Regions from separate parts of the Mus musculus genome. Here region 2 is linked to region 1. The links are chromatin loops, found by intact Hi-C in ENCODE. Cell type or tissue: heart. All regions are shown on one strand. Links, peaks and the distances in the headings refer to the core of each region. The heading gives the core; the rest is flanking DNA. Region 1 has its middle 51 kb from the start of Gm40394. Region 2 holds the start of Meox2 (mesenchyme homeobox 2).

Region 1 (16,869 bases), core at 4,230-12,229:
GGGTCAGGGAGAGAGATGGCTTAGTGAGTAAGAGATCTTGCCTCCAAGGAGTTTGATCCTTTTAGCACACAGGTAGAAATAGAATAGTATCTAATTGCACTAGTTGTTCTCTCTTATTTCTGAAAATACGCACACACACACACACACACACACACAATAAGTAAATAAACAAGTAAAGACTGAATATTTATAAAGCTATATTATTTGAGTGTGACATTTTGAGAAAAATGTAATTGAAGAAGTGGTTAGTTGTTCAAATCAGTGCCCTAGAGTAGCCCCTGCTTATTACAGAGTGTATTTCATGACTGTATAAATGACTCTTAGAAAGTGGCAGCTATGGAGACTTTGAAAATATTAGCATAAGCCCCTTGGTTTCTCCCATTATGTGCACCAAAGGCCACTCTGATGGTGCCATGCTCACACATTAGAAGCTTCATTGCTCATTAAGGGGCAACTAGTTTTGAGTGTTGTCTAGTACAGAGAAAGTGGTTCCTTCTTGCTGAGAATCCAGACAGCTCCATCGCAGTCTGGGATCTTTCTGCAGAATTCCTTGAACCTTCATCATTCTGCCTTAAATATAGAAATGCTTAATGATCTTATTGTCATTAAATATTGTCTAAATGTATTAAACAACTACATTTGTAATACACTGTCTCTGTGGACAGAGTATCATACTCTCCATACCCTGAGTCCTTTGCAGGACCACCAGCTGTTTGGAGAGCTTTGAGGGGGAGGATCCTGTTAACATAAATCAACATGCTGTACCATTAGTTATACGTGTGACCTTGTGACAGGGACTTCCCTCTTTACAGGCTGGCTTCCTCACCTATAAAGTGAAGGAATTAAACAAGATAATGTTCAAAGTCTCTTCCTGTTTTTTCAGTGACTCTTGTGCGATGACATGGAGCATGTTCTAGTATTATTTACAGTGCTGGGGGCTGTGGCCTTGTGTGCCACTCACTCCTCCTCAAAAAGGAAATGAGATGATTTTAATAGGCAACTTGGAAAGAATGCAAACGAATTTTCTCCTACGCCCAGCTTGGTATGTTTCTGTGTGTGTGCGCTCAAGGGCAGTAGGTAGAATGAGAGCAGCAGAGAAGCCATTAATGCAGGGAAATAGTTTATTTACATCATTTCAGAAGATGATGGTTGGTTTTATTCAAAAGAAGGAAGACATTTTTCATATTCATAAAATATGAATGACTCCAGACCTATTTAATTCTACACATCTGTTAGACACAGGGGGAAAAAAAAAAGAAGGAAGGAAATCTAATGAGCTAACAGAAAAGCACACTTAAAAATAACATTTGGTTTGCAGATATAACATTCAGTTGCCAACATGAAGTTACTGGAGCTTTTGTCGTAATTGCTGAAACTGGGCAGAACACAGAGACTCTTGTACATGCATGCTGGCATGTATACACATGTATTTATGCTTCAGAACCTGTATTAGAACCTGCTATTCATTTCCGGGATGGAGCCTAAGTGAGAGGGAGACAGTAACTGAAGCTGCTGAGTAATGGAGGTACAGCCTGTTTGTGTTTAAAAGAGAGATGAAAAGAGTAACGGAGGGGCATTAAGTCCCTACACCTCAATTTATTTTTTTTTTTGTGTGTGCAATTCTTGCTGAAAGGTCCTTGAGACGAACAAATACACTAAGAGAACTCACCCTTAGAGCCTACGGCTGTGTGTGTTTACAGAGAACTTGCTTGCTGAGCTGTGTACCATCTCTTGGTTTTAGAGGCCCCAGCTAGATTTATTTTTCTTTAAGGCCATCCAGTCAGACTACCTAATTTTCTTCATCAGAAAAATAGAGATAATGTAAACTATGAAGACCAATGATATAATGTTAGCGCGTAAAGAAACAGTGAGAAAGGCCATGAAGTCACTATTAAATCCATATCTAGAAATCCACACCATTGATCCCAAATTTTGTAATCCCTGTGGCTTTCGTAAGTAAACATGAAAGGAACCTTCTCTTAGTAACCTTTATCACCCATATCACATCACAGTTCTGCTCATAAATGTGTCACACCCAGCTGGAGAATCTGCCAATATCTTTATCTCTGACTAGCAACACTATGTCCATACTTATGTGGGAGAAGTAGTTGTGCATTCTAAATTATAGGGCATGAGATGCAGAATATATCTAAAATCAACAATGATAACATATACATTATAACATGTCTATATGACCCAACTTACTTGGCTGAACTTAAGCCTAGTAGATATCATCAATACCAAAATAAAAGAAAATAAAGTGTGAATGTCATATTTTAGAGAAATCTATGACTTCCACAACAGATTATTATAGACTTACTTTCTTTATTTTTCCTTCTTTGCTTTTAATATAGGAAGAGCTTTTGTTTTCCTTCTTGTGTATTGTGCATTATACATCGAGGAAGAAGTTGCCATTTGTTTTCAGTGACATATATTCTGTTTCTCAATGTCCTAGTTTACCAGGTCACAATGTCCTAGTTGGCCATCACTCTTGGAGTATGATGAGATCTGACCTAACAACAGTAGAACTCACTGTATCCTACCTTTTCTCTATGTTTATAACACAATATAGGATTTTAAAATGATCCTCCACCCTAACAAGAATTTGACTGCATCTTTACCATGCAATGTTCCTCCCCAAAGGCAAGGGACTAACGATTTGGATATTGTAGAGAAAGCAGGACTAAAGATTTTTTTTTTTTTTTTTTTGAGACAGGGTTTCTCTGTGTAGCCCTGGCTGTCCTCCTGGAACTCACTTTGTAGACCAGGCTGGCCTTGAACTCAGAAATCAGCCTGCCTCTGCCTCCCAAGTTCTGGGATTAAAGGCGTGCGCTACCACCACCTGGCTAGGACCAAAGAAATATTAATTTCATTTTAGTTATTTATAATTAAAGTTCTAATAAGCATTGATGTTTGAATTTTTGATCTTCCATAATTTGATTTAAAATTCAGCTTCCAATGAAATATGTTCAGTGACATTTACTTACCATAGGAACAATTATTTAAAGTATATGAAAAAAGGGAAAATAGAAATTTGTGCTCTCTGCCTTTTGGAAGCTTAAGTGACTGATTTAATTAATAACCTTTTCGCTGAGAAACACTGTCTCTACCGGCACTCTCTGTTGTCCACTAAGCAAGCATACATCCTCAGCGAGCCAGCTCTTATCCTTACTGAACTCTACTCTCCTGGCCCCAGCCTTATCTACTTTGTGCTATACTGGGATCTCTTGTGACTCCTGAGTTACAGCCTCTCTCTGAACTTTCAGAGAGAAATTCAAGAAGCTAGGTTTCTGCACCTAATCATTAACCCTGGACCATCTGAAGAAGGCTGCTAGCAGGATGTGGAGCCCCCCTGGGTACAGATAGTACAGCACAGAGCCTTCTTTCCCTGATTCATTTGATAGCAGAGAACTATATGTCCTTGGCTAAAACAATATGTGTTGGTTTGGTTCTACAGCAAGCCATTTTCTACACCTATCACCTCACTTATTTGAATTTTTATAATTAACCATAAAAGATATAATTAGGAACAGAAAGGAGAGCTTTATCAAGTACAACAGGCTTGACCTCATTAACCAAGTTAAGAACATAAGTCATGCAAGTTCATTGAGACCATACCCACTCTAATAGAAAGATGAAACTTCACCATAATTTTAGTGGCATGCTTAGTCATTCAAGTTCAGTACTAGAAAATCAGATTATGCACTATTTTAAAAGAGAATTTATGTGTATCATGCAATATCTTGTTTTAAAAGCTGTTGGGACTACACAAAGCAAACTTCAGCATATCCATGCCTTTCGTGTTTACTGTGATTTTCCTATTCACCCAGGGCAAACATGGGCTACATAATCAATAGTACTTGAAAAACTTCATCCTTTAATTTATTGCTAAATCATTTAACAGCTATGTCTTTGACCAATGCTTAGAAATAAAAATTCAATTTGTAAATCTATCTGGCCTTGAATAAGAAAAGAAGTCAAGTGTGATTTCTTTATGCCTACACCTTAGTTCTTAATTTAAATATGTTTGCTAATAATCTATATTTGGGTTGTATTTACCTTCAAAACTGAATTTTCTTATATTTCTGAATATCTTTCAGTTAATTTTAAAACATTCATTTATTTAGTGTATTTATGTGTGTGTGTGTGTGTGTGTGTGTGTGTGTGCATATGTGTGTGTGCTCATGTGCATGTGTAACTGTACATTGTGCTTAGAGAATATGAGTGCTAGTCACAGTGTACGTGGAGGTCAAAGAACAATCTTTGGGAGTTGATTCTTCCCTTTACCATATAATTCTAGGGAGAGAACAAACTCCAGTTTTCAGGCTTGGCAGCAAGCACCTTTAAATGCCGAACCTTCTTGACAGCTCTTCTTGCTTTTCTTAAGTTTCTCACAGAAATGTTTTCCTTGATATCTTGGAGTTGCTTCTTAAGGCCCCTGGGTCCTGTGGAGTTATTTTAACTTTAAAAATGTAAGATTCACTTAACTGATTAGTAAGGATCTATAGGCTTTATCTCATTTCTCATAACAAACCCCATAAAACTAAACTATTACAATGTAGTTATATGAAGATTTTAAAACAAATAGAAACCATTTTTGGTTAGGGTCCCAAAAATATATATGTGTTTATAAATTATTTTTATTATAATTTTTGCTTGTGGCAATATAAGACATTTTCTCCTTCACTCAATGAAGTAAATTATAATGAATACCTGGGTATGAAATTTACATACAACATACAGGTTATTTTTAGACAATTATATAAACTCATGACAGCTTTATAGAAAACATTGACTGTGTCATCTAGATCTTTCCAAATTGTGAGATAAACACTTTCATTGAGTTTTTCCTTCCTTCCTTCCTTCCTTCCTTCCTTCCTTCCTTCCTTCCTTCCTTCCTTCCTGGAAATATTATCTTGTGTGTTCTTTGTTAATTTCTAAAAATATATAACTCTAAGAAGAGCTCTGGTTCTTTTTGCTCCATACTTTTATCAAGCTCTGTAGATGAGGATGAGGATGATGATGATGATGAGGAGGAGGCGGATAAGGAGGAGGAGGAGGATCTATTTTAGTAAAGTAAAGGTCCAAACAGAAAAGCCATGCATCATCCTGAAAATCTAAAGTGAGCTAGTTTAAGAACTCTCTCTCACATCCAGAGACTTCCACACCTGGGGATCCATCCAATATACAACCAACAAACCCAGACACTATTGTGGATGCCCACAGGAGCCTGATATAGCTGTTTCCTGAGAGGCTCTGCCAGTGCAGGACAAATACAGAAGTGGCTTCTCACAGCCATCCATTGGACAGAGCACAGGGGCCCCGTAGGAGGAAAAACAATATGAACTAACCAGTAACCTCAGAGCTCCCAGGGACTAAATCACTAACCAAAGAAAACACATGGTGAGACTCATGGCTCCAGCTGCATATGCAGCAGAGGATGGCCTAATTGGTCATCAATGGGAGGAGAGGCCCTTGGTTCTGTGAAGGCTCTACAACCCAGTATAGGAGAATGACAGGGCCTGGAAGCAGGAGTGGGTGGGTTGGTGAGCAGAGGCAGGGGGAGGGGATAGAGGGTTTTCAGAGGGGAAACCAGGAAAGGGGATACCATTTGAAATGTAAATAAAAAAAATCTAATAAAAAACCCAAGGAACAAACAAACAAATAAAAAGAATTCCCTCTCAGTTTTCACCAGTGGAGTGACTAAAAGATGTGGACTGCCATGTTTGGCCTCAGTGGGGTAGGATGTACCTAGTCCTGCAGTGACTTCATGTGCCAGGGCTGGTCATTACCAGAGCTGGGGACAGGGGTGAGGTGCTCACTTTCTCAGAGGAGGAGAGGAAGGGGGAAGGCAGGAGAGGTTCTGTGAACATCAACTTATTGTCTGTAAAAAAGACCAAATGGACCCCAGCTTCTCCTGTCAGGTTGATAACATTATTTAGTGTATTGATTCAAGGTAAATAACTTCTTGAAACAGTTTCCCTCATGGGAAATGGTGCCAGTCATAAGGAGTTGCTCTGTCTTCACCTGAGTAGCTTTGATGGCAAGTTGTTACTGGTCTGGGTAGAATTTGGTTTCCTCTGTGGTTTGCCTGCAGGTGAGAGAAATGCAGTCTGTCAGGGGAACTTGGTTTGTTCCATAATCATTTGTCAGTGTAAACTGGTGACTTGTTCTCTGGCCTTACGTGGCAATCTGTTCACTTGGTGATGATATTGCCTCTGCTTTTACAGTACTTGAAACAAATCAAGTTTCTGAAATTTAAAGCCACAAAAGTTGACCCTGGACATGACAGGAACATGATCAGACCAAAGAAAAGAACTAACATTACTAACGATGGGTTCCTTCCCTCTCCTTTGACACTTGAAAACTCCAGAGCCCCAGCAACAAGTACTAGGAACATGTATTCATTTTCAAGACTTAAAAAAAAAATGTTCTATAGTTCCTACTTTGCAGTTTTCAATGTGCTTATTACACAGTCTTCTTAATGTTTTAATTTTACTTCAACACCTTAATTTGGGATATTTTGTCTTACCTGAACATTGGGTAGCTCTAGGGAAAAATGATATTTGATTCGTTGAGTTTTCAAAGTCTAATGCCTTTATAAAATTAGCTTATACTGATAGCTTAGCATTGACTCAGGGCCAAAGAAACATCTCAAACGTAGAATAGACGGGGATATTTATTAATGCTTTCTTTCAGGTATCAAAATTGGGCTTAAATTGAAGTGTAAACATTATGGTAAAATGTGGCTACTATCCAGTTAATTTGATGGTAGATACTTACAGTTTATTTCCCTTAGGTTGTACTTTGTCTTAATTTTAATATGTAAGAGCGGAGCAATTTCACATTTGTGCTTTAAATTACTAATAATATCATGGCTGTATTGTTTATTCTAATGTAATACTGTGCAGGATTACTTCAGGTTTTTTTTTTGTTGTTGTTCTTCTTCTTCTTTTTAAGTTGCATATCCTCTATATTAGAATTTTGTTCCTCTAGGCTGCCATCAGAAGTGATATGCGACAGCAAGGCTTACTGAAAAGTAAAGAGAGGAAACTTCTGAAAACTGGAATCCTGTGATGTCTTTCTTCTCTAAGAAAAATGTTTTGCACCTATGTGCTTTGGGGATCTGACATTACTCATTTAGTTGACCCCAGGAAAGGAAGTGAACACAGCCTTCATAAAGAAGATTATTTTTGTTGTTAAACCATGCTGCATTCTTTGTGTAAAAACAGATTTAAACAATCCCATGTATCTTGGCTGCTTTTCCTCCTATAAGGAAGCATCTATATATTTTAACATTATTGATCCCTATATCTATCCGTTAATGTTTCTTTAAATGCATTTTCTCCAGATGTTGGATGAAAAAACGCCCTTGTTATTTTTTCCATTATCACTCTTCACTACTTTCCATAGGCTGCGGGTTGTGTGAGCCAAGGGCTGACAGAAATAGCATACACGGGAGCTCCAAATTATAGGCACGAAAAATAACTTTTATAAAATACATTTTAAGTGACACTACTTTCCCAAAAGCTGGCTCTAATTGACTCAAGCCTAGAAAGCAGTAACTGAGGAGCACATCAGACACACGTCCACTGATCCCAGAATGGGCTCCACAGTATGACATTGGCAGGATGATGACATTCCCAGCTTGCTACCAGCACATTCCAAAAGTCAGGCTGGGTATTTTGGTACCGTCAGGCCAGTTTCCCTCAGAAGTATCCTCTAACAAGCAGAGACTGTTAAGTTATTTACTCCAGCTGCAGAGAACTCCACTGCTCACCTGCCAGCAGATAAAAGAAAGAAGGGCGAGGGAGACCTCAAGCAGAGGGGATTTCTTTGTATACAGATGGCCTTTGCCCGGGTTTGAGGCTGCAGCAGTCCTGCTGTTCACTGAACGTTACAGATGGCTGCGTGGGCAGGAAGCCCTCCCCTTTCCTAACAGTGCTCTGGGGACTAGAGGGGGCCTGGAAGGAGCTTTCTTCTTCCTTCCCAGCTTCTTCTCCAAACCCCCAACTGAGAAGAAAAAAAAAAGGAGAGAGAAAAAGAGAGAAAGCAAAGAATAGTTTTAAATATTTAAAAAACACATCCATACAACCATTTCTGCCAGTATAATTTTTTTTCTTTTTAGAGAAAATTTAGATTAACCTCAGTGCTCTTGATTGGAGTAGTGTTCTGAACCAATGGTGACAGCTCACTGAAGCACCACTCAGTTTGTGTTGAATTATGTAACAATTTCACATAAGCAAAAGGAGGCTTGACCAAGTAAATATGGTATCAGAAGTGTTTTCTTCTTCCTTTCCTAAAGTCACATTTTAAGGTTTAGTTTTCCCCATAATTTTTCTGTGGTGCTTTGAGTATGTGTGTTTGTGTGGTATAGATATGCCTGTGGTGGTGGAGGTGATGGTGTTGTTGTTGTTGGTGGTGGTGGTGGTGGTGAATGTGTGTATACATATATTTATAAACCAGAAATTGATGTCTGGCATCTTACTTAATGTACCTCCAACTTCATTCTCAGATTTGAGATCTCTCACTGAACCAGCTCCAAGGATCTTCCTGTGTCTGCTTCCCCAACGCTAGGATCATAGCATGTGATAAATGTTCAAAGTTTGTATATGAAATCTAGGGAATAGAATTGAGGTTCTCACTCTCGCATTACAAGCACATTACTGCACGAGCCATCTTGCCCTCCAGATGATATTGCTTTTAATAAACGTAAATACTTAGCTGATTTGAGCCTATTAACAAAGGGTTAATTTCATAATTATAGAACTAAACCAAGCAATGCAGATTCAGTCCATGCAAGTTTTCTTATAATTTTGAGACAATGGCATCATTCCTCTTCCATTTGTAGAACTTAAAGTCATATTGTGCTCATAAGGAAACATAATATTTAGCACAATATCACTTTTATTTTGAACCATTTAATATCAGGAGAGAGCTTTTATGTATTTGTGCAAAAGGATAATTTCACAAGACTTAATTTTAATTTTTATAAGTATTTCATTTTAAAATGCACACAAATATATATATAAAGCAGGAAAAACATATGAAAATTTCCATAAAGGAGGTTTTGACAAATGTTTTCCTTTAGGAAATGCAGAGAATTGTTAAGAGAAGGCCTCAACTATCTTGTCTTAGATGTGCTGGCGTGAGGAAGTGTTATTACTCGACTATTGGGAGAGAGGCCAGATGGTAATCGAACTGCCATGGAGCTCCACACACTTGGAATTGGACTGCCTTTCTTTTTCATCTCTTCTCTTTGGGACTAGTTTTCTGACATGATTTATCTTGATGGTTTTTTTGTTGAATCTACTCTTGATTTGAAAATTGGTTCACTGGAGTCAAAAGCAGCTGAGCTAAAAAGAACATATTTAGAGGAAGTGAGATGACTTTTACTTCCTACAAATAAAAGTGGAATGTCTTTATTATACTCCAAACCAGGGACTGCATAATGTGTGTGGAGTTCATCTCAGTTTCCAGGTCATAAACTGAAGGGGAGCATTTTGAACTTCATAAAATCAAAGTTCCAGAATTTTACTTTTCAATACAAAAAGCCTTCTTCCATTCTTTCTGGATTTTCATCTGGCTTTAGGAACCATGTTCAGGTCACTGCCAGCTTGCTGGTTGCAGAGTTAGTGGTATGGCCTCTGGTCATATTTCTCAATTTGATTGACCACAGCATAAGATACTCAATAGAAAGCCTGGCCAATCCATACAAGTAAAAGCCCAGGCTGAAAGTCAGAATTTTCATGTCTGTATATAGATGTCATTGACTCTAAATATAAATTTGTAGAAAAAGAAAGGCAACTGTTCAAAATAGAACCCATTGTCACTAGATTAGTAGCATTATTAGAGTCATTTATTAAGATATATATTGAACAAACCCAATGGAAGAACGTAGAAACAAGACACATTGTATGTTCATTGCATATTTTGTAAACCATATTATTGCCTTCCTTTCTAATATTTATTTCCATTCACAATAAGACAATAATATTTGAGAAATATATACATTTGAGAAGGTATACATATATATTGTACACACACAAATATATTTGAATGTGAGAAATTCGAACACTGATGTTATGCAGTTAATTGTTAAGCTATTGGAACTTAGGGAATTTAAAAGGATACACTGATTTCCCAAGCACAAGAGAAAAATCTTTAGACATCATAAATGAGAAACAAGTACCCAAAGAGCTATGTGTGTGTCTGTGTAGGTATGTACATATGTGTAAACACACCCATGTATATTCATGCACATGCAATGTGTTTATTATGGTTTTTAATGAACAGATGAATAGAATGTATCATCATAAAGATGCATGCAAGTAGGGAAAGAACCTATGTTGCTTAAGCTTAATAGATAAAACATGAAGTGTACTTTAGGGGAAAAAAACCTCAAGTCACACTGGAAAGGCCTTAAATGTCTACATATGCAATGGTTCAGCAAGGTCCAATCCACTAATGACAGCCATTGCCGCACATTGTAGTGTTACAAAGCAGAAAAGGTTCCTGCACACTGGCCCTATCCAAGTGCTTTAAGAAATAATGGTTCTAAGATGAAAGTCTTGTTAAGGTTTCAATGAAAATGTTTGGCACACCATAATGAAAAGCCAACAATCTGCTTTTAACAAGAGACACTGGAAAAATGTCGGTTAACATACTGCTGAAAATATTAATTCTCCTTAATGGCAGGATGCAACGTAGCTTTTTATAGGTTTTGATCCCTGTCATAAATTTGGCTACGACAAAAGGGATACCCCAGCTTTAACTCACTGGCAAGAACATTAGCTATTTTCCAGTCTTAATAGGTTTGGCTGGATTTTGCTCCTCAGAGAGATGGCTAGATATGTATGTGTGCTGTGTTAGCACACATATGCATGCACTTATGTACATGTGTGAGGGTGTAGTCAATGTGTGTGTGTGTGTGTGTGTGTGTGTGTGTGTGTGTGTGTGTGTAGTTTGGGAAACTTTCTAAAGATTTAAGTTGTAGGTTCCATCGTGATTGTTAGAATCTCAATTGAAAACTTGGATCAATGTGGAAGATAACTGTCTTACAAACCAATATGCTTATTCTTTACATACTCTTCTTAGGCTGGCTGAGTGAGGGGGAAAAAAAGCATGTTTTCCTACACTTTTTCTCTTATTGCACAGTTGGAAATTTTGGATATTAAGAATTAAGGAAAACAGCCAGGCGTGGTGGCACACGCCTTTAATCCCAGCACTTGGGAGGCAGACGCAGGCAGATTTCTGAGTTCGAGGCCAGCCTGGTCTACAAAGTGAGTTCCAGGTACAAAGTGAGTTCCAGGACAACCAGGCTATACAGAGAAACCCTGTCTCCAAAAACCAAAAAAAAAAAAAAAAAAAAAAAAAAAAAAAGAATTAAGGAAAACAAAAACATCAAGGAGAGAGAGGTTGTTTTTTTTTTTTTTTAGGTATCTCAGAACAGTGGACTTCATTTGGTCGATTAAATTTTAAAACAGTATTGCCCTTGTTCAAAATTTCATGTACAGTCTTCTCTTAGTGAAAAATGGACAGTATATATGTGTTGTTTAACTTCAGGGGCAGACATCAATATTTTATCCCAAACATCTTTTTCTGTTGTTGTATTTTTTAAACTTTGTTCCTGAATGAGGATTGTTTTGTTTTCCCTTCAGGAGTTGAAAGGAAAAGGAGGGTTTGGATTTAGTGACCCTAGGACAATTCACTGAAGGAATACCTCTTCATTGCCATAAGGAAGGCATACAATTGTAATCACAGTGTTTTAAGTATATTCCTAGTGGTGTTTTTATGTTTCAACAGCAATGACCAAGCACTATGTGCTTAAAATATGCTAATAGAGTTCTGTTGCTTCTATTTTCAATTTCAAGATGAATCCAATGTCCTAGAGCAACAACTGAAGAGAAGATGAAGTGTGAACTTCTTATACAGAAAAAAATAGCTTTTACTAGGATAACTCAAATGTTTTTTGATGAACAAGAATACTGACAGAGCAAATTATACATGGATGCTACTTTCTTACAACATTGAGTTTTCATTAGCCTCCAAATCATGTCAAAGAGAGAGTGACTTGTTCAAACTTCAAAATTCCAGACAAATTTTCTAGAAGCAGTAGATTTGGCATACAGTTGAATAATCTACTTTTAAATTAAATGTTCTTTCTTCCTTGTAATTTCTTTCATATATTATTTTCGTATACAATACATCATGATTACCTTCCTCCAGATTCCCAAGTTCCCCTTCTCCCGAGATCTGCTCCCTTTCAATCTCTCATAAGAAAAAATCAGGCTTCTAGGAGATAACAACCAGACATGACAAAATAAAATATAAGATGAAACAAAAACTAATAATAAAGTTGGATATGGCACCCTAGCAAGAGAAAAAGAGACCCACAGGTAGGTATAAGAGTCATAGACCAACTTGTTCTCACAATCAGGAGTACCATAAAATACTGAGCTAATAGCCATACTATATATTCAAAGGACCTGGGACTTCAGGCTTGCTGCTTTAGACTCTGTGAACTCATATGTTCCTTGATTAGTTGGTTCAGAGAACCTGATTCACCTGATGTTCTCCATTCCCCTCTGGTTTTAACAATGGTTCTGTCTCCTCTTCCTCAGGATTTCCTGAGCTTTGATAAATACCTCCAGTTTAGACTCTTTACATATAATATTTGGCTATGGGTCATTGTATCTGTTCCCATCTGCTGCCAGAGAGTGCCTTTCAGGTGACGACTGAAGAATATCATTAGGAATCATTTTATTGATCCTTTTTGCCAGTAGTGTTTGGTTTATATCCTGGGTTTCTGGGACATCTAGCCTATCTATGCTTCTTGGTTACCCCTGCAGTGTTAGCTAAATCAGACATTGGTTGGCTACTCACATAAGGTCTGTGCCACCATTGAACTTGAATATATTGCAGGCAGGGCAGATTGTAGGTCAAAGGTTTGGTGGCTGGGTTTGTGTCCACATTTCTCTTTCTATAACCTTCAGAGTACTCTTCTGCATCAAAGCATCTAGAACATGGGTTGAAGGCTAAATGTAGGTGACATTTGGACTTCTCCATGTTCAATGTATTGTGTGGGTGTTGTTCATAGCATTGGGCCCTCCTCTGTGTTTGCAGAGAGAAACTTTTTGTTTTAGCAACATATGGGATTGTACGATGATTTCCATGGGAGCTCCATTGGCCACCATCTCAATAGAATGCAACCCAGTCTTGCCACCAAAAATCTTGCAGTCTTGTAGAGATGGCCATTTGAGACTTTATATCGGACCATTACTGGGAGTCTTCATTAGGATCACATTTATAGGATTTCTTCACAGAAACCTTCCAGAAGGCTTCTGCCATATTAGGTTTTCACACCATTCCCAAATGCCCTCCTCCCCAATTCCAGAGTTTTCACTCTCTCCCTGCACCTTCAACTGATACTCCCATTATACACCCCTGTACCCACCAGCCCCCAGTATGCCCACAAAATCTATTCTGTTTCCTCATCCCAGGAAGATCCATGGTTCCCCATAGACCATTCTTCTTTATCTAACTTCTCTGCATCTGTTGATTGTAACTTGGTAGTCATTTATTTAACATCTAATATCCACTTACAAGTGGGTACATACCATATTTGTCTTCCTCGGTATGAATTATTTCACTTAGGATTTTTTTTTGTTCCATCCATGTGCCAACAAATTTCATGATGTTATTTTTTGTTTTACGCCTGAGTAATAGCTCATTTTGTAAATGTACCATGTTTTCTTTATCTGTTCTTTTGTTGAGAGACATCTAGATTGTTTATAGATGCTAGCTATTATGAATAAAGCTGCAATGAGCATGATCAAGCAAGTGTCCTTGTGGTAGGATGGAGAGATCTTTGTGTATGTGCCTAAGAGTGGTATAGCTGGGCCTTGAGGTATATTGATTCTCAACTTTCTGAGGAATCAACAGTGACTTTCATGGTAGCTATACAAGTCTGCATTCCTGCCATCAATGGAGGAATGTAGCATTTGCTCCACATCCTCCCCAGAATTGCCTGATCCTTGCCGCAGTTCTAGGCAAGAGGAGAGAGGTCCTGGTCCCAGTCCCACCAGTGTCTCTCCGGAGCTAAGCAAGATGGTGAGTGTCGAAAGCCCAAAAGAAACACACTGAGCTGAAAGTCTTGTTGAAGCAGGAACTCAACTTTGTGGCATCAGCCTCTGGCTTATATAAGTTCAGAACATAAGGAGGGGGATTTTTGGTGGGGTAAGAGGATGTAGGAGTTGGGAAAGGGTGACAGAGGGTATGGAGTGACTGACAGGGCCAATGGCAAAGCTCAACATCAGCAATGACAGGGCAGAGGCAGGGCCAAACAGTCATTCCTATACAGAAGTGACTGAGACAGGTCTCAAAACTAGAGCCAGGCTTAGGCTTTCCCACAAGGCCACAAAAACTCTAGCCAGGCTCAGGTTTGTCCTCAAGGCCCAAACCAGGGCCAAAATGGGGTCCAACACAGTATGAGATGTTACTTGTGTTATTGATCTTAGCCATTCTGACAGGTATAAGACAGAATTTTAAAATAGTATTGATTTTCATTTCCCTGAAGAATGTTGAACATTATCCCAGAGCTCTTGACTCTAGCTGCATATGTATCAAAAGATGACCTAGTCGGCCATCAATGGAAAGAGAGGCCCATTGGTCAGGCAAACTTTATATGCCCCAGTACAGGGGAACGCCAGGGCCAAAAAATGGGAATGGGTGGGTAGGGGAGTGGGGTGGGGTGGGGGGGGGGACTTTTGGGATAGCATTGGAAATGTAATTGAAGAAAATACGTAATAATAAAAAAAAAGAATGTTGAACATTTTAAAGTGGTTCTCTACCACTTAAGATCCCCTATTGAGAATTTTTTTTGCTTTTATTTTTTATTAGATATTTTCTTTATTTACATTTCAAATGTTAGCCCAAAAGTTCCCTATATCCTCTCCCCGCCCTGCTCCCCTACCCACCCACTCCCACCTCTTGGCCCTGGTGTTCCCCTGTATATTAAGTTTGCAAGACCTAGGGGCCTCTCTTCCCAATGATGGCAGACTAGGTCATCTTCTGGTACATATGCAGCTAGAGACACGAACTCTGGGGGTACTGGTTAGTTCATATTGTTGTTCCACCTATAGGGTTGCAGACCCCTTCAGCTCCTTGGGTACTTTCTCTAGCTCCTCCATTGGGGGCCCTGTGTTCCATCCATATTGAAAATTTTCTGTCAGAGCTATAACACATTTTCTGTCAGAGAAAGAGGGAGAGGGGGAAGGTTACAGCTACAGCTACAAATACACATACAGATATACATACAGATACAGATATAGATATAGATAGATTTTTTTTAGTTCTTAAATATTTCAGATATTAGTCTTCTACTGGAAGTAGAGTTGGCAAAAAAACAAAAAACAAAAACAACAACAACAACAACAAAAAACACTACTTCCCAAATTGTAGAATGTCACTTTGTCCTTTTGAACCAGTCTTTTGCTCCTTCCAGAAAATTCTCAGTTTCATGAGATCTTAAATATTACTTGTTACTCTTAGTGCCTGTATTATTGCTATTCTAGTCAGAAAGATTTCTCCCGTGCCCATGCATTCAAGGCCTTTCTGTACATTATTTTCTATCAAACTCAGTGTTTCTGGTTTTATGTTGAGGTCAATGATTGACTTGGACTTGAGTTTTGTGCAGGGTGATGAACGTGGATCTATTTGCATTTTATACATGCAGACATCAGATTGGACCACCACATTTGTTGAAGATGCTTTCTTTTATTTTACTGTGTATGGCTTTTGGCTTGTTTATCAAAAATAATGTGTCCATGTTCATGGTAGGATGGCCATTTTTACTATGTTAAGTCTATTTACTCAGTAATAAATTAGCATAGAAGATATCTCTATCTTCTGATATTGTCTTCAATTTCTTACTTCAAAAACTTGAAGTGTTATGTTTTTTTGGTTTTTTTTTTGTGTGTGTGTGTTTTAATCACACAAGTCTTTCACTTACTTGGTGAGAATTATACCCAAGATATCTCCATCTTTTGATATCTTCTTCATTTTCTTTCTTCAAAGACTTGAAGGTTATATCACACAAGATTTTCATTTGCTTGGTAATAGTTACCCCAAGATACTTTATATTATTTGAGGTTATTGTGAGATGTATGATTCTTTTTCTTAATCTAACATTCATATACATGTGGGCTACTTGAGTTAATCTTGTATCCAGCCACTTTGCTGAAAGTGTTCATTAGCTATAGGAGTTCCCTGGTAGAATTTTGAGGGTCAGTTATACATATTATCATGTCATTGGAAAATAATGATACATTGACTTATTTGTTTTCCTTTGATCTCTTTCAATTGTCTTATTTCTCTAGCTAAAACTTCAGGTATATTAAATAGTATAGAATAAGTGGACAACCTTGGCTTCTTCATAATGTTAATGGAATTGTTTTGATTTTCTATCCACTTATTTGATTTTGAATTGCTTTAAATTGAATTTATTATATTTAGTTATATCCCTAGGATCTACAATCTCTTCATGACTTTTATCATAAAGATATTTTGCATTTTTCAAAGACTTTTGGCATCTAATAAGATGATTATGTGTCTTTCCTCTCAGTTTGTTTATAAGATGGATTATGTTTACTGATTTTCATATATAGAACCATTCATACATCTCTGGGATGGAGCCTTCTTGATTATAATGGATGATTTTTTATTATATTTTGAGATAGTGTTTGCAAGTATTTTATTAGAGACATTTGCATGCATGTTTATAACAAAACCTGTTTTGTAATTATGTTTCTTTGTTGAGACTTTCTGAGGTTTGGGTATCAATGTAACTGTGGCTTCATAAAATGAATT
Region 2 (16,869 bases), core at 5,215-13,214, 180 kb after region 1:
CTGCAGATTACTTATTCCAACCATGATGGCTGTTGAAATTCTGCTTATTCTTCTTCACATACTATTATCCTAACAAAGCAAAAAACATCCTCTAAAAAGTAAACTCGATTTTGAACATAAATAGTTGATGATGATGAGTTGATGATGGAGGGTGGTGACTCAAAACTGTGGCCATCCCAGGGCTTGTGCCTGACTAAGCAATGCTCATGTCTTTCTCCAGCTTTATCAACACATTCATGTAATCATTCAGACATTCTCAAAAGAGGAGTATTTTATCATTATTATGTCTCTCAAGTGTGCACGTATGTGTGTGTGTGTGTGTGTGTGTGTAGACACACACACATATATATATATGATGATGATGATTGATGATGATGAAATATAAAACTTTCTAATTAATTTTAATCTTATTTTAAAGAAGACATATACTTAGGGATTTCATAACTATCACACATAACACAACTTCATATTTATGTAAATATAAAACTATTCTCCATATATTAAGTTCATTTCACTTGTTAGCTTGTGAGATGCTCTGTACACTTCTCCTCTGTTGTTGTTCTCTACTGAACACACCCACACGTGAGCAGTAGTTATTTTATCATTTTTGTTCTTGTTTGAGATAATTTTGATTTGGAAATTGACTCAAACAAAATATTTTATATCTTCTATTAAAGTAATTTTAAAACTTTAAGACCATACAAAGAATTAATATTAAAGTTTTAGAAATTGTTATAAAAGAAATTGTGTACTTGGCCCTTACTTCCCATTTCATTTAGAACATGAATGTACAACCTTTTGTTTTATGCCTATAAATAAAAATAATGGCATCTATGAAAACCAGTTTATGTGAGGTATTGAGCCTCTCAGTATAAATTTAGAGTGAGGATTAAATATCTGAGTAGAACTATATTAATATGGTTAAAGCACAGATTTTAGTGATTTGATTCATAAACCAAGCTCTAAGTGGGAGAGTAACTTAAGAATAGTCTACAAATTGATGAAGTACAAAAACAAAAACACAGAAGAATAACCTATAGTGATGCCAACATTGCATTAGTCATGCCAGACTCTTAAAGCTGGAAATCTCAGAGAGAAGACTGTTTTACCTGGAATTCCAGTCTTACATTTCAATAGAATTCTTGTTTTCTGAGATTTATGAACTCATTCTTAATTCAGTACATTTAAAAGTATACAGCCTTGCCTTTATTACATAGGAGGAATAAAATGTTCAGTTCTCTTAAATTGTTCAGAAGAATAAAATAGTTATTGGTTTAATGATAAATACACATGGCATAGTGTATAGTGCTTTTCTCTATAACTGTCTTACACTAATGGCTCTACATATCTACATTTAGATATGGAAATAAAGCGTCTTTTAACCATAACATTTTTAAAATGTCTCTATTTTTAACAAAATAGCATAGAGGATGAATAGAGATGAAAATGTATACAAATATAATTAGTTTTATTTTCCTTATTATAACTTTACTGTTAGGCAAACCTGGTTTTAAAACATATATACAAAAGACATTCCAATTTGAAGCTTTGTGAAATCTAAGATGCTTTTGAGATCTTCCCAAGTTTAAAGCTCTCCAGAAATTAAGGCACAAAGTCCTGTAAATTTCATGAAATATTTAAGGGTGGAAAGTGATTGGAATCATGGCCGAGACTAATAAAATGTGATTTGAATTTATAACAAAATCTTTTACGTTTAACTTTATTAATCAAGCTCTCTTTCAAAATACTACTTTTTCAAATATACATATATATATTTGTGTGTGTGTATATATATATATATATATATATGGAAATATATTTCAAATATATGCCTCGAATATGTATGCATATTTTAAATACACCATAATTATATACATATATTTTACGCATATATGTGTATATATGTCTCATGGCCTTAGGCAGAGCTATAGTTTTTTAATCATAATTTAGTAATAATTTACAATAATTGTTATTATTATAAAACGTCAGTTAGAAAAACAGAAAAACTCTAAAATTTTTAAATGTCTAGATAAAGCACAGATATAGTACATTTGTGCCTTAAATTTTGTAATTCCTAATACCAGAGAAAGATAATTCCTCATTTAATTGAAATGGATTATGTAATAAATCATTTAAGCTGCCACTAACTGCTTAGAATATTATGTTTTTTAAAACCTTAATTTCAAAGAAATAAGCTGGAGGACATAATTGTGCTCTTTGAGGGGATGCAGCAGCCATGGCTTTTCTATGAGAAGTAAGTGTCTGAGGCAATCCTTATGTTCAATTAATCATTTAAGCCTCAGCTAGTATATGTACCATGCACAACAAGAAGAAAAACATCTGGGATTTAATGTTAATTCTCGTCATCCCTCAAACAACTTTTAAGTCACCATGAATCTAAATAAAATGAAATAAGTTCAATCTCGTTTTAATTAAAAGATTCTATCTTTTTAAATAAAATATGGCTTTCTGGTTGGCTTTTATGCCATTTGGTCAAACGGAGCCATAGACATACTTAGCATTGAAGCTTCTAATGATTGTTTAAATAGTTATGGTTAAGTAACTCCACAAGAGCTAAACATTTCCTATACTCTGTGATACATGCCTTGATTTTATACTTTATATTTGATTTTTATGTTGACATAACATTTTTTCAAGAATTTTGAAATATATGTTTATGAAGACTAAACATTATAGCTCAAATGACATAGATACTTTGGTTGTCCGAATTTCTACAATTCATCTTGTTACTGAAAAGTCATATTAATCATTGGATTAATTAAAATGCAAATATTAAATCAGCTACTGATGAAAGCATTGTGTATTTTTTTTTCTGTTGTTGCTACACTAACACTTGAAAAACAAAACATCCTAAGTAAAACTAAAAATTATCTATCATTACAAATGCTCTAAGAACATGAAGTTTTTGAAAGTTGTGCAATAGTTAATAGTATTTAAACATTATGAAACTTTGATAGCCATGCTTAATTTTGAAAGCAGCGAGTCTTGACTTCTTTTGCTTTTTAGCACCCTTTTCCTTTTCCATGACATTTTGCTTGTATTATACTTTATATTAGAAATCTGAATTTCATTGGCCTTGGGAATACTTAATGTTCTGTGCCTTCAAGTTAAAAGACCTTTCCTGAAAGTGTCCTGCAATTGCATGACTTTGGAAGCTGTTCTGTCCTTTTCTAACTTGTTTTTCCTCTTCTTTCCCAGATTACTGGCCTCATATTTCCAGAGGAAAACTGACTGAGGCAGGTTGTAGAGGAATTTCTGGACATACTGTTAACATCTGTGTGATGTAGTGAACGAGGGAGGAAAACCAGCCCAGCCACTGGGCAGACTCACCAAACGCCAGCCTCTATGGAGATCAAACTTTATTCTTGCTAGTTACTCTCACCTACAACATCCTAGTTACATGCAACTCTTTGTTCACTAATAGTTTAGCTGTAGTTTATAGAACACACACTGGAAAGACTTGGGTGGATTTTGTTAAACACTACAGATGAAGTATGTTTTTGTCAGTCCTATCTGACACTCCCTACCATGCTTTCAGTCGAGGGATCTTACACTATGCAAATATTTTATTATGTTTATTAGAGGAATTGATCAAATTTCAGTTTGAATAAAATATGAATGCTTTCAGAACCCAGGGTCCATTGAGATGCTAAGGGAGCACAGGCAGGGAATTTATCATTGCACTTTATACTTCTATGTTTAATATCAGAGCGCATATTGAAACCATAAAAAGCAGAAAAATCAAAATATATTCCGATCTTATATGAGGGATATGTTTCCCACTCTCTTTTGTAATTCTTAAAAAGCCAAGGTTGTGGGTAGTGGCAGAAGAAGTAGTCTTAAGCTTTAAGTCCGGGAAGCCATCCTGCCTGTACCTAAAGCTCCTAGCAGTCACGTACCCCAAGAATGATCAGCGCCCCTTTTCAGGATAAGATTCCCAAATTACAAGCAAAGAACCTTACCGTCAAAGCCTTGCTGCAGGTTCCAGCTCAGCCTCAGACTGAAACGTTGAGCGGCTGGTGAACAAAAGTTTTAGGTTCTTTTTTTTTTTTTTTCCCCTAACGAAGTCTGCAAAACTAATTTCCCTCAAAATAGGGCTCAATTTCCGTTAAAGAAAGCAGTGCTTACAAATCTTGGAATTCCTGATCAACCCCCACTCCACCCCATCTCTAAGTTGTGCAAAACAATTCGACTTTTCACACGGATGTTAAAGTTTGTTTGGAAGTTCCTTTTCTGGAGAACCTCTTAAAATAAAGGGTAACAGACTGAAGATGGCAGAAGGAGCGGCAGAGAGAAGGGTTCTGCCTTGGGGACATTCCTCCAAAATTCATCAATACCTTTTCCTAATTTAAACCAGATGTCTAGTTCAGGTTGCTGTACTCATTAATCCCATTAGCAATTTCAAAGACTTGGCCATCATCTTCTGGTCACCCAGACAATAAACATATGGCAGTTAACCATAGTGGCACACTCCAAGTCCTGAACACCCTAGGCTACTGCAGACATCCCCTTGGCAGACACTTCCTAGATAGGAACAGGCTTTCCTGCAGCCCACTCTCCCAAGCTTGTTGTGGGTTAAGGACAGGACTTCCAGTAGATTCTGTGGCCGCCCAAGCTAATTGCTGTGTCAACCCCAGCCCCTGCTCTCACAAATTCACTGGTGGCAAGGTGTGCAGTTAGTTCATTTCCAGGAGCACAGGCTGTAAACCTGGGGGAAATGAACCATGATAGCAGGGTCCACGCTGAGGGAATGTTAAGTTTGCTATCTGCTTAAAACAGAAAGGTGGTGAGGAATGGAATGTATGCAAGGAGCATTAGCTCTGTGAGCTAAAGAGAGATTTCATTTCTCAAAGGATGGGAGCGGGCTGTGAATTGGCTCCTGCAGGGTTAAGCTAGCTAGGAAGGGTGAAGCTGGGAGCAAGTTAGACTTGCTCATTTGACATTTTTTCGGGTTATTCTTGACCCCCCCCCTCCCAATTTCCTCGGTGAGCAAATGGTGAGAAAATTTCGCGAACTGGACTGGTAAAGAGAAGTAGGGGTGGGAAGAGGGTCAGAAAAAGAAGGAAGGGGGACACCACTTGGAGCAACACTTGTGTGTCGCCAAGGCGCCAGAGCCTACATCCACCTCTGTGTCGCGCACACCCCATTGTATATCTGTCCTTTCTGCACTCAGAGTAGCACTGTGCTAGCCTTGGTGCACAGCTCTACAACCTCCGCCCTGGCTCTAGGTTTTCTAACAATCTATTCTCAGATACCTAAAAGAGAATAAACCTAATGTGTTTACGCTGGAACCGTGAGTGGCCTCTGAGTTTGAAAAGCTCGACAGACTAGGCTCTTCTTCTCTTGAAAGTTCTCTTGAAAGTTCTCTGTGGTCTGCAAAGTCAGGGAGTAGTCAGGGAGCTCCTGCAGGTGACCCCAACCCCCACCAAGGCTGAGAGATCTAGGTTCCAAGAGCAGTGAGCTACTCAGAGACACTGTGTGCTGGCTTAGGGAAGCTGAGTGCCTCTGCGTCTGGCCATGGGAACCTATGGGACAGATTGCGGTGGCCCGGAGCGACTGAGGCTCTGGGAGCACCACTAGCTGTGGTGGAAGCTCCCAGGGCCCGACGGGCGGGCGTTGGGCAGCGGCTCCTGTCCTGCCAGCAATGGGAACTGGAAATGAGAGAGCACGGTGGCGCTGACTGAGCGGGAGTTTTGGAGGGAGTTTGCATGTGGTCAGCGCTGGGCTCCTAAGCCAGCCCCCAGCTCACATTACACTCTATTTATAACCTCTCAGAGCCATTTCCCCCTGAAAGCAGTTCTCTGGGACCACCTTCTTTTGGCTTCCACCTCTCCCACACTTGACATCTGAGCAGCTGCGAAGGAAGCTCCTCCAGGTCCTAGTGTTTATACGTGCAGGAGACTGGCCGCTAAGGCTCAGGACTGGGATTAGCCGGCTCTGCTCAAATGCAAACGCGCGCGGCTTTTACTTTTGGAGTGAGTGGGGGAAAGTCTTAGGATTTCCAGTGAAAAGTGACAGCGCTTGGTGGACATTCGGACCGTCCGTGAAGTCTTCTGCTTGGAAGCCGAAACTTGCATGCCATGGAACACCCCCTCTTTGGCTGCCTGCGCAGCCCCCACGCCACAGCGCAAGGCTTGCACCCCTTCTCCCAGTCTTCTCTGGCCCTCCATGGAAGATCTGACCACATGTCCTACCCCGAACTCTCCACATCTTCCTCGTCTTGCATAATCGCGGGATACCCCAACGAGGAGGGCATGTTTGCCAGCCAGCATCACAGGGGGCACCACCACCACCACCACCATCACCATCACCACCACCAGCAGCAGCAGCACCAGGCTCTGCAAAGCAACTGGCACCTCCCGCAGATGTCCTCTCCACCAAGCGCGGCCCGGCACAGCCTGTGCCTGCAGCCTGATTCGGGAGGGCCCCCGGAGCTGGGAAGCAGCCCTCCGGTCCTGTGTTCCAACTCATCTAGCCTGGGCTCCAGCACCCCTACCGGGGCCGCGTGCGCACCAGGGGATTATGGCCGTCAAGCGCTGTCACCCGCAGACGTAGAGAAGAGAAGTGGCAGCAAAAGGAAAAGCGACAGCTCAGGTGAGTGCGGGCAAAGCAACCCTGGGGAGAGTGCGCTCTGGGCTAGGAAGATGCGGGGAGGTGTGGGATGTTTCTCATAGAAAGACAAACTGTGAAGCTGCTAGCCTTTCCTCGCTCTGGTGGGCGAGTTCATCCATGGAGCGTCCGTCCTGTAATTCAGGAGCACGTGTTTCACTGAAGTTAATATATCTACATCCAGCCGTTCAAAGCCCTCCAAGATCGCAAATCAGTTTTCCAGAAGTGGTGAAGAAAGAGCAAGTGACACTATGCAAAATCGGTTAAGGGAGCGTGGCGGGTCCCTCCACGGGTTGGGAGGGGTGTGCCCATTGGGATGCTGCATCCGCTGGGCATGCATGCCTGCGTGCGTGTGTGCGTGCATGCGGGTTTCCTTGACTTTTCCCTTCCAATTCCCAACTCTGAACAACTCGACTTTTCCTATCCTTAACTGGGTTTCCAAATTATTGCGCAATGCCTTGAACTTTAACTGGATTTGACCAAATACGAGAAAAAGAAAAGGAAAGAAAAGAAAAGAAAAGAAAAGAAAAGAAGAGGAGGAAAAGAAAAAAGGAAGAAAACGGAAAAGGAAAGAAAAAGATAAGGAAAAATTAAAGAAAGAAAAAGAACAGAAACCTAAAACTTTTTTTTTAATATTTTTGCTTTCAGAGTTCCTTAAATAGCACCTTTCTTAAAATGATATTTAAAAAACAAACAACCCCTCCCCAAACATTCTATTTATTTGGCGAAAAAGTAATTATCTAGTAATCTAGAAGTGTTTAAGGAATACCTCTGAAAACTTTGAATAAAGAGTATTCTTATAGTAATTACACTCATATGGTGCTAACCTGGTTTGGGGGGGGGGGGGGGACGGGGACGGGAAACAAGCAAAAAGTCCAAATCAACCAACCAACCAAAACAAAATGTTTGAACTTCGACTGTGGAAAATAAAAGCCTTCATCAATTGAGTAGTGCTTTGAGATGCAGTGGAGAAAGTGGACAGATAACAGTCCTGACAGTGCTGGAAGAAGATGCAGGGAAGGTGTGGGTAACTTGAGCAGTCCTACAAAAGGGGAGCCTCCCAGAAGAATTCAGGGGCCTGGAAGTCCAATAGCCAGTGCATCCTGACAGCACAGAGAAACTAAAAATTTCCAGGAAACACAACAAAGCCCTTAAATACATTCCTCATTGTAAATGTTCTCTCTCTCTCTCTCTCTCTCTCTCTCTCTCTCTCTCTCTCTCTCTCTCTCTCCTTCCTTCCTTCCTTCCTTCCTTCTTTCCTTTCTTTCTTTCCTTCTTTTTTTCTTTATTGAATCTTCTATGTAGTTACAAGGCAACCTGGATACAGATTTAGAAAGACGTCACTTAACTAGTAAAATGTTTACATATATTACGTTTTCTGTGCTAGTGTCTCGAGAGAACATATAATTCTAGGCAATAGTTTGAAGAATTGAAAAATAATAGCATTTTAAACATTTTAGGCAAGGTGTTCTGCAGTGTAGGGCAGTAAGGGCTGTGTATTTTGTAATGTGTTGAAAGATGATAGAAATTTTTCTTGACCTCGGTGTGGGGTGACTCCTTGCTTCCCAGCCTCACTATTGAACCTGTAATTTTTCAGGTCCTGGGTGAACGATTAATGATGCTTCATCATGATTAGTTATGTCTAAGAACTCGGTCATCGCTGTTATTCTGTTTACTGGTTATCTCTAACTGTATGTGAAATCCTAAGATACCAAAAAGGTTCCTAAGAAGGCATCAGAACGCACTGGGTTTCCCCAGATTGGGCATTTATGAGCAGAAATGCATGGATTGCTTTGGCAGGTTGCTATCTACTTCAGGGAGGACCAGAAGCTCGGATTCCGTGTTTTCTTTCCGCAAGGGGGAAACTGCGCTGCTTCTTAGCTGAACCAATGCCCTAAAGATTATTTGCGCACACGAAGGAATTTTTTTTTTTTTTCAGGCACAAGTTATTTTTGGTTGGGGAAACAGGGAGAGTGAGACTAAAAACTGACTTCCTTAGTTTATTTTAACAAAAATGGTTTTAATATTGACTAACACTGGTTTCCATCACTTTTATCAGGGGCAAATAAGCACATAGCAAAGAGAGGCTTGTTTTTGTGTTGTGAAACTCATTTAAACACCAAAACAAGCAACGAGAATAAACATTTGTGCCAACTCCGTATTACAAGGACGGGAAATACAATCTTTAGGAAGGCTAATGTTACTGGGCTTGACTTAGAACGAATGTACCCATTGATAGAATATCAAAGTCAAGCATCAATTTTCTTGGTACACTATTGAAAATAAAATCAATGTCAGGCTCTGAGTTAATAACGGTTCGATCACAGGTATGCTTAACTCCAAGCCATTCTTTCTCCTATTTTAATTTATACAACGAACATTCAATTTAAGGTCAAATCATTTCAAAGTATTGTGAAAATATTTTGACTTACCAGACAGCAAATTAACAGAAAATATTTATAATTCTGTTCTGTTATCAATTCTTACTTGGCACAGTTTGCCTATTGTATCCCTTCATAATTAATTAATGTTTAATAAGTTATATTGAACAATCTGAGACTTAGGACTATATAAAATGAAAACGAAATCATGCATGGTAGCAACAATTTATTTATTTAGGCATTTTATAATCGCTGTATATGTATAGTTGGCTGTATATGTATAGTATAGACAGTACTTTAATCTATGGCAATGTTGGAACCAAGTCTACTACCAGTGCATATGTGATAAATGAGTTAATTTATAATAAGTACCAGGAAATGGTGTTAAAGAACCAAACCACGTATAAACCTTACATTTTAATCCATAGTAATAATGCAACAATTTCAATATAAAATACCGTCCAGTGTTTCTATTCTGAAAACCTACATGAAAGCAGACTTAAACAAATACAGAAAGCTTACTAGTATAGAAGCAAATGTTTATAGACTTTAGACTTCCATTATAGTTAATTAACAATTAAAAATAGCCAATTTTAAGAGAAACTTACGACATTTTCATAGTATGTGCTAAACAATTTTATAACTTTGAGCCAGCTAGCCTTTCCAGCAATGTTAGTAAAGCCAACATCTGCCACTCCTTCAAAGGGACTCTTAAAGTTACAACTGTGCTTAAAACAATCAGTACGAGCCAGGTGATTCTGAAAAACGTCTATAAATACTGTCAACTTCTTGGCTTCAATTACACAAAGTAATATATTAGTGAGCATGAATTGTTCAGTTTTGTTAAAATAGATGTGCTCACTTAATCTAACCAGCTTTTATGTAGTGAATATACACCGTTATGGTATACATATTCTGTAGACATCTTAGATTAATGAAAATAAGCACACATTTTTGTTTTAACGGATAAAGTTATAACTATGCTCATTCCAAAAATGCAATGAATAATTTGGGGATGTGGATTTTGGGGGATTGAGTCACATTATATTTTTGTAAAGTTACAAATATTTATAGCTATTATAACACAAAATATTTAGTTTCAAACTGGGTCAGTCTCTGTATGCCTATACGGAATGAAAAGTGTTGCATCTAAACCGTACTACAAGCTAATCTCAGAATAATGTCAGTTTGTATTCCTCAGTATTCCAATCATCATCTTTTCTGAAAATAAACAACTTTGCAATTTATCTGTGTTGCTGGATTATAACTTTGGTATTTTCTTTAGCATAAAATGCAATCTTTAGGTTCTCAGTTATCGAGGAGAATTGAGAAAAACTTAAATATTTTTAAACTGTGGCATACAAAATGTCACTGTGAAGCTTTCTAGAGTATTCATTTTCAATGAGACCATTTTTAGATGGTGATCTGACTTTAAAAAAAAAAAAAACAAATGTAGGTATCACTGACCTACATGAGTGGCCTCATTTAAGCACTCTCAACATTAAGATCCAGAATTCCTTTTAAATCAAGGTCTTTAAACTTAAAAGTGAGCAATCAGAAATTGCTTGTATTTCCCTGCAGATCTATTTTTGTGGTTATTGTTCCTTTTCAAGAGAAGAACAACCAATGAGAGAAATGGCAGCAAATTTACCTATACTGAACCCTGACATCACTTATGTAAACATTCATATTTTATAGTAATTATTAGTGAAAACCGTTATGTGGGTATTCTGTAAGCAAAGTCCAAAACAGAAAACTAAAGTAAAATAAAAATGCCATCATTTATATTTTCCATGTATGCTTAGAAAAGCAGCTCCTCCATCATAGTGCTGGAGAATGTAATTTATATGCATGGTAAGACCTAACTAATCATTGCAACAAAAAATTTCAAATGAAAATTACATATGAAGGGATCATTTTTTTCTGTCGTACTCTTTCATCTGAAAGATGCCAGTTTATGAATGAATAACTGAAGAGGTGTAAGTTTAGATTTTTTCAATTAAAATTATATTACACATAAAATTACACATAAATATAACTATAATCTAAATTTAACTTATAATTAGATTTAGGCAACATTTTTCTCTAAATTCAAATATAGAAATTTAGAATTTATAATCAGAGCATTGCTGTAAAAGTTTTAACTATCCATGACAAATTAAAGAAGGAGTAGAATATTGATGTATTTGAAAGAAATTATGTGTAAGAAAGTCTTAATATTATCTGGTCTAATATTTGTAATTTATGTATCAATCAAATTGTTTATAGTTCACAATTTTGACATCCTTCACACTCTCTAATTTTTCACATTACCCTTTATAATAATAAATGTTTTTGAAGAAAATTATCCTGTGAGATGAGAGTATTAGCAATAGCCTCATTCCTCAATGATTCTAATCATAAAGCCAATAGGATCAGTTTTTAGTTGATCAGTTAAATTGCCTTACCTTGGGTACATAGTATTATGGACTGATTCTAATGATTTGAACTTTTTTAAGAAAAAGAAAGGAAGAAAGAAAGACAGAAAGAAAGAAAGAAAGAAAGAAAGAAAGAAAGAAAGAAAGAAAGAAAGAAAGAAAGAGAAAGGAGAGACACAGACCACAATGTGTGTCAAGTTTGAAAGATAAATAAGTAACTTATTTCATATTTAACCTATTCATGTTCTGTCACATTTTTAAGAATATTTCAGCCATTGACATAGTTTTGTGGTTAGCACAGATCTGATCATGTTTAAAGTACATTAAGACAGTAGAGAGCGCTGAGGTTTGTCCTGCATTGCCATGCTGTTTTTAAGGATGCTGCTTTGAGTAACTACGTTGATCTCAAGCTCTCAAGTAAGGGTGTCACAGCATATAGTTCTGAGCAAAACACATCATTCCTAAGTCACAGTCATCAGTGAGGCCACAGTTATGGAAAATTTTACTCTATGAAGCAGAATGGACTCCAAAGACCCAGGCTTTAGTGTGTACCCTGGGTATTACCTGTTTGAAGACAGCATAACTCTAAATCTGGTGTCTTCTTGAAAAGTGCCTCCTGTTTTACTATTAGGCTGAAAGCACAAGGCATTTGTTTGCCAGGTAAGAAAATGTCCCGCACAGTATGTAAACCTCTAAAAACTGTTTCTGCTTCACTATTAGTATAACTGTACGTCACATTATGGTAGAGGGAACCCAGGTGGCACAATGAGCATGTGAGAATCAGAGGACAACTTTGTTACGTCTGTTTTCTCCTTCTGCCTTCATGTGAGATTAGGCTCACACTACCAGCATCTTTACTCAGTGAACCATCTCCACAGCTAAAGTATGTAAGTCTTGTAAAAGCCACCCGTAACGGTTCTATTCATCCACACATCCAAACTCAGGAATCACCTTTACACGTGAGATTATTTTAATGTCAATCACTTGGACAAATGTATAATTAAATTAACAGAAATTATGTGGTGAGCATATACATTTATATTTTATCATATGGGTTAATTATTAATTTTCTTTGGACATTCAAAAATTTAAATTTATAATTAAGAGTATTCTATTATTTATAAATTTCCATGCACTATATACTTATATTTTCCATTTAAATACATTTCTAAATTTGTACATTACTGTCTATAAATTGTGAGCTCTACATTGCCATTTTTTGCATGAGTTCTATATTTTATAGATGTATTGTTTTCTTGTGCCTGTGTGTGAGCAAAAATGACCAGGCAAAATTTATATTTTTATTATACATTTTGACAAAGGATTTGTGAAAGATCTCTAAATAATAATTGCTTTGCTTTCTCTAGTTTAGACACAGTATGTGGTTAACACATTATTTTCAACATACATATTACTGTTTGGTCACTTAAAATTTAGCATTTGCTTCAGTTTTTAAATATTCTAAGATATTTGTAAATGATGGTGACAATATTTAAGTCTTTGGAATTTTTACTTTAGTTGAGAAATATTGCACATTTATAAGACTCATAGTTCTACAAAACTATTTACTGGTTAAAGCTTTAAATTAAAAAGTTGCTTTTACATTTTTCATGATATCAATTGGTTTCAAATACTTTTGAATGCCATAACATTTGCTTTTATAGCTTTAAATGCTACAAGTTTGCTATAAAAGTCATGTAGGCTGCACTGATTAAAATTATGAGTATAGGATATTTAATTTTTGTGTGGTATTGAGATTGATAGTGTTTACTTTTCATAGATTTTCTTAGTTTGATTGTATTTTTGTAGAAAGCTCAGTTGTTAAGAAAGTGAGGGCAGGTTCTTGAATTAGGTAAAATGTAGTAGCCCCAGTTAAAGCAAAATGTTAGAGTAATGCATTTATACTGAATCTTATAGATAAGTATGCATATTAATACCAAGACAAAATTCAAAATGAAGTTTCTTGATAAGAGTACATCTGAATGAGAGTTTCTGCATTAAAGGCTGTACTATCTTAAATGTTTCTACTATAAAATAAAACAGTAAGCTTGCTGATGGCATAGCTGTTTGGAGACTCTGGTAATCAATGATATGCACAAAACTCAGAACTGCCAAGTGTCCTGCGGTGTTTGTGGTCTTTTATTTTTCTGTTTCTCTAGATCATTATTCTCTATACACTTCAAAAAATTTCCATAATACTCCAAGGAGGAAAGAAATCAGAACGGTCTTACATGACCAAAGACTAGAAAATAATTCAGATGAATCACTCATGGTTTGGAGGAGAGAGACAAACAGGACAGCCCAGCTTAAGCTGGCAGGGGCCAGTTGAGTTTTACAAGCCTAAATTTTACCCTTTGAAAACATAGCCTTAAAGCTCTGCCAAAAATGACACCCAAAATACACTTACTGCTACACTGTTGTAGTTACTTTCAAATGCAGGGATAAAATGTATGCAGTGTCTGTAGACTGGCTTCTTAGGCAGTCAAAACTGCACAGGCCATGATGGTGTGATAATTCTTAGCTACCTGGAAACTACCAGCAAGCTAAACAGATGTATTCATAATAAGTTTAAACAAGTGCAATGGATGGGCTCTCTTATCAAATGAATGCAAAGAATATTCCACAAAACATTGATTTTACAAGGTAAGAAATAATTCTCAGGAAAATTTAATTTGTTCCATCCAGTACTCTAGGCACTAAAGGAATAAACTTTGCTGTGATTCTGGTAAAACATCAGTAAGTTGGCAAGTGAGCCTCAGATTGTAAGAACTCTTGGAAACTGCTTTCTGACAGAGTATATTGAAATCAAGTGGTATCTCTCCCTATTTAATATTTTACAAAAGTAAAACAAGCTCTCAGTATGTTTACTGCCTTCAACAATTAAAATCTCCCCAACCATAAGCTGTGTTTACACAAGAGGGTTTTTTTTTTCCTCATTGAAAATATAAACGAGTCTGAATGTATTAAACGCGACAGAATGTAGATGTAAACTTGGAGACAGAATGAAATGGCAGGAAAGCCAGAGTTCAGGCATGCACGTCTGGAGCCTGCTGCTGCCCACATTTCCAGAATTACCACTTTGTGAACATCTACATCCAAAGTTTAATGTACATATATACATATACACACTTTTTCTTCTAGGACAGTTTGGTTTTAGGAAGTGAAGCTTTATCAAAATTAGTCTTGAACACATACATGTATGGCGAGATATAAAGACGCGATAGCCCCGTTTGTTTCCTGTGTTTGAAGACTTAGCCAGCATACATCATAAGGGGCTTGTCTTAGTTCTTACTCATCCTATCAGACAAGGAAAGAGATGGCACACTCCTAGGGCAACTAATAGTGAAGCTATCGATAATTTGGTGATGAGTGGTATGTGATGGGGGAAGTAGGGAAGCAAGAGGAAAAGAAGAATCACCAAGGTCGGCCATAATCAGGTGACAAAGACAAATCTGGGGAGCTTTCATTTCAGGCCCAGCACAGCCTCAGGGCAGAGGTGTTCTCTAAAGGCTGGGATTTCAATAGGTCAGGTAACAGCCCATCACCAATCTTCACATCCTCTGGCCTTAGTCTTGCTGCCCATCGGCTAGAACTGATAGCTTCTGAGGAAAGGGGGTAGGGAACGTCAATTTTCTTTAAAGAGTAGCCCCTGCGAAGCTACTCATGCTCCAGTAGATGTCCTAGACTTCTGCACATAGAAATACTACCAAGTGGACATAGTTTCAAAGCAAAAGATCACATGAAGTGAGGGGAAAGTGGTAATGGGCATAGAAGAAAAATTTGAATAGAGAATTTAAAAAAAAAGATATAATGATATGTTCAAGCACATTGAACTTGTGGATGAAAAACCTCAAATCCATCCTAAAGGAATTTAGGCTTTGAGGAAGAATATGGAGAGAGGTCTCAAGGAACACACAGCTAAATCAAAAGGCCTGCTGCCTTACTAGGTGTCCCTGTGGGCTTGAAATGTAACTCTGCTGTACCTCATTTCCCTGGAAACTCCCAGCCAAATGAACATGCACGAGGCGCCAAGGTCTAGCTGTGTAAATATTACTTATTATTTGATCATCCATTAGAAGGGCAGTTAGGTACTTTGTGGGTATTCGTTGTGTGAACAGCCTGCTTTATGACATCTATTCTCCTTTATTATTGATATTAGGGTAAGAAGAGTTGCTTGCCTAATTGAATGCTACAGACTGAAAACAATCTGTACCATCTCTAGAATAATTTCAATGGCATCTTCTGGAATACAAGACTGATTTAGCCAGGCTATATAAGACATTCTCAGCCTGCAGTCTCTATTGCTTGGGGAATCTCTTAACTTCCAGTCTTGGGCATCTCCTGTTTTTAATAACATTATAGACTGGATAAAAAAGAATCAAGTTGTACATAAACAGAGATAAACACACATCCAGACATGTGCATGTGCACATTCACATATACACATACATGAGTTCGTCTTGGACTATTCTTCAGTCAAGAGATGGGGCTCCAATGAACCAGATTCAAATATGGAATGGAACCTCCACTTTCATTTAACTTGGAGGGAAATTTTTCATGCTATCTTCTGTGGTTTATGGCAGGGCTGTAGCTCTTTGTTATTTTAGCTACTTCAGTTAATTGCTAACCAATGAGAAACCTGGAAAAAAAAAGGACTCCAGAAAGTAAGTAAAAAGGACTCTCACAAAGAATAACCATGAATATAGGTTGGTGATAGTTTCTTTGTATAAAGAAAATAATACATTTGTCTTCTTGTGTATAGTTCCATCCCTGAATTATAATGCTCAGGTGAAGGCAACACAGGATAGCAACACTTCCTGGAGTTTTAAGTTCTGAACATGGGATTCATTTACTTTATTAAGTTTATTTTCATGCATGGAACGCGCCTTTCAATTCGGAAAGTTAAGAAATGCTCTAAAAAACACTTTATGTTTACATAAATGACGGTCTTCAGCACTTGGTTATGAATAATTACCAGTATTAAATCTGCACATCTCAAAATGCGTTGTTAGGACCCTCAATGAAGATTTAGTTTCTTTCAAACTTGTTGAATTCACAACAGAAAAATCCCTGTAGTGTGATGTTCTCAAACAAGTGTCTGCTCCTTGGCTTACTGCAGAACATGTAAGGAGAAAGGAAAATTGCTACATGGCATTGACGGATGACTTAGCAATATCGGGGAAGAACTAATTGCAATGTACGGTTCATTAACCCCGATTCCAAGGTGGATTGATTTCTCAGTTTACTCGGTGCATCACAAACTCTAATTGTTCAATAGATCACCAGACTCTGGACTGGATACTCAGAGGGAGTGAAGTCATTAGACAGCTTTGCAAGGGCTTGTCTTAGGTTATGGGAGGTACCCAATGAAGTTAAATAGGTTTTGTCTTTTCAGGCTAGTAATGGATAACTGATTTCTACAGTCCAATTACAGACTTAGG

Evidence for each region. Hi-C counts contacts between places; a loop is a spot of excess contacts. Peaks named below come from ENCODE experiments on the same cell type or tissue, not always from the same donor. Only the 100,000 strongest peaks of a DNase experiment are listed, where the experiment ranks them.
Region 2: it touches region 1 in a loop (3.0-fold over the local background); 5 of 42 quality-filtered maps call a loop at or near these places.

The regions. Positions count from the first base shown.
Region 1 is chr12:36,925,573-36,942,441 of GRCm38, forward strand. No RefSeq gene overlaps it. Among named protein-coding and RNA genes, the nearest start is that of Gm40394, 51 kb to the left of the region's middle. In heart, for the core only: no CTCF peak of the experiment used is centred there; DNase peaks (open chromatin) are centred at 7,659 and 7,809; H3K4me3 peaks cover 406 bases; H3K27ac peaks cover 402 bases.
Region 2 is chr12:37,102,730-37,119,598 of GRCm38, forward strand. It overlaps Meox2 (mesenchyme homeobox 2), which reads left to right and starts at 5,811. Exons shown (of 3, transcript NM_008584.4): 1 at 5,811-6,615. The coding sequence starts at 6,102. It overlaps Gm29007 (predicted gene 29007), which reads right to left and starts at 4,023. Exons shown (of 2, transcript NR_166884.1): 1 at 3,984-4,023. In heart, for the core only: a CTCF peak has its summit at 8,470; DNase peaks (open chromatin) are centred at 5,722 and 6,532; H3K4me3 peaks cover 1,924 bases; H3K27ac peaks cover 802 bases; H3K27me3 peaks cover 2,246 bases.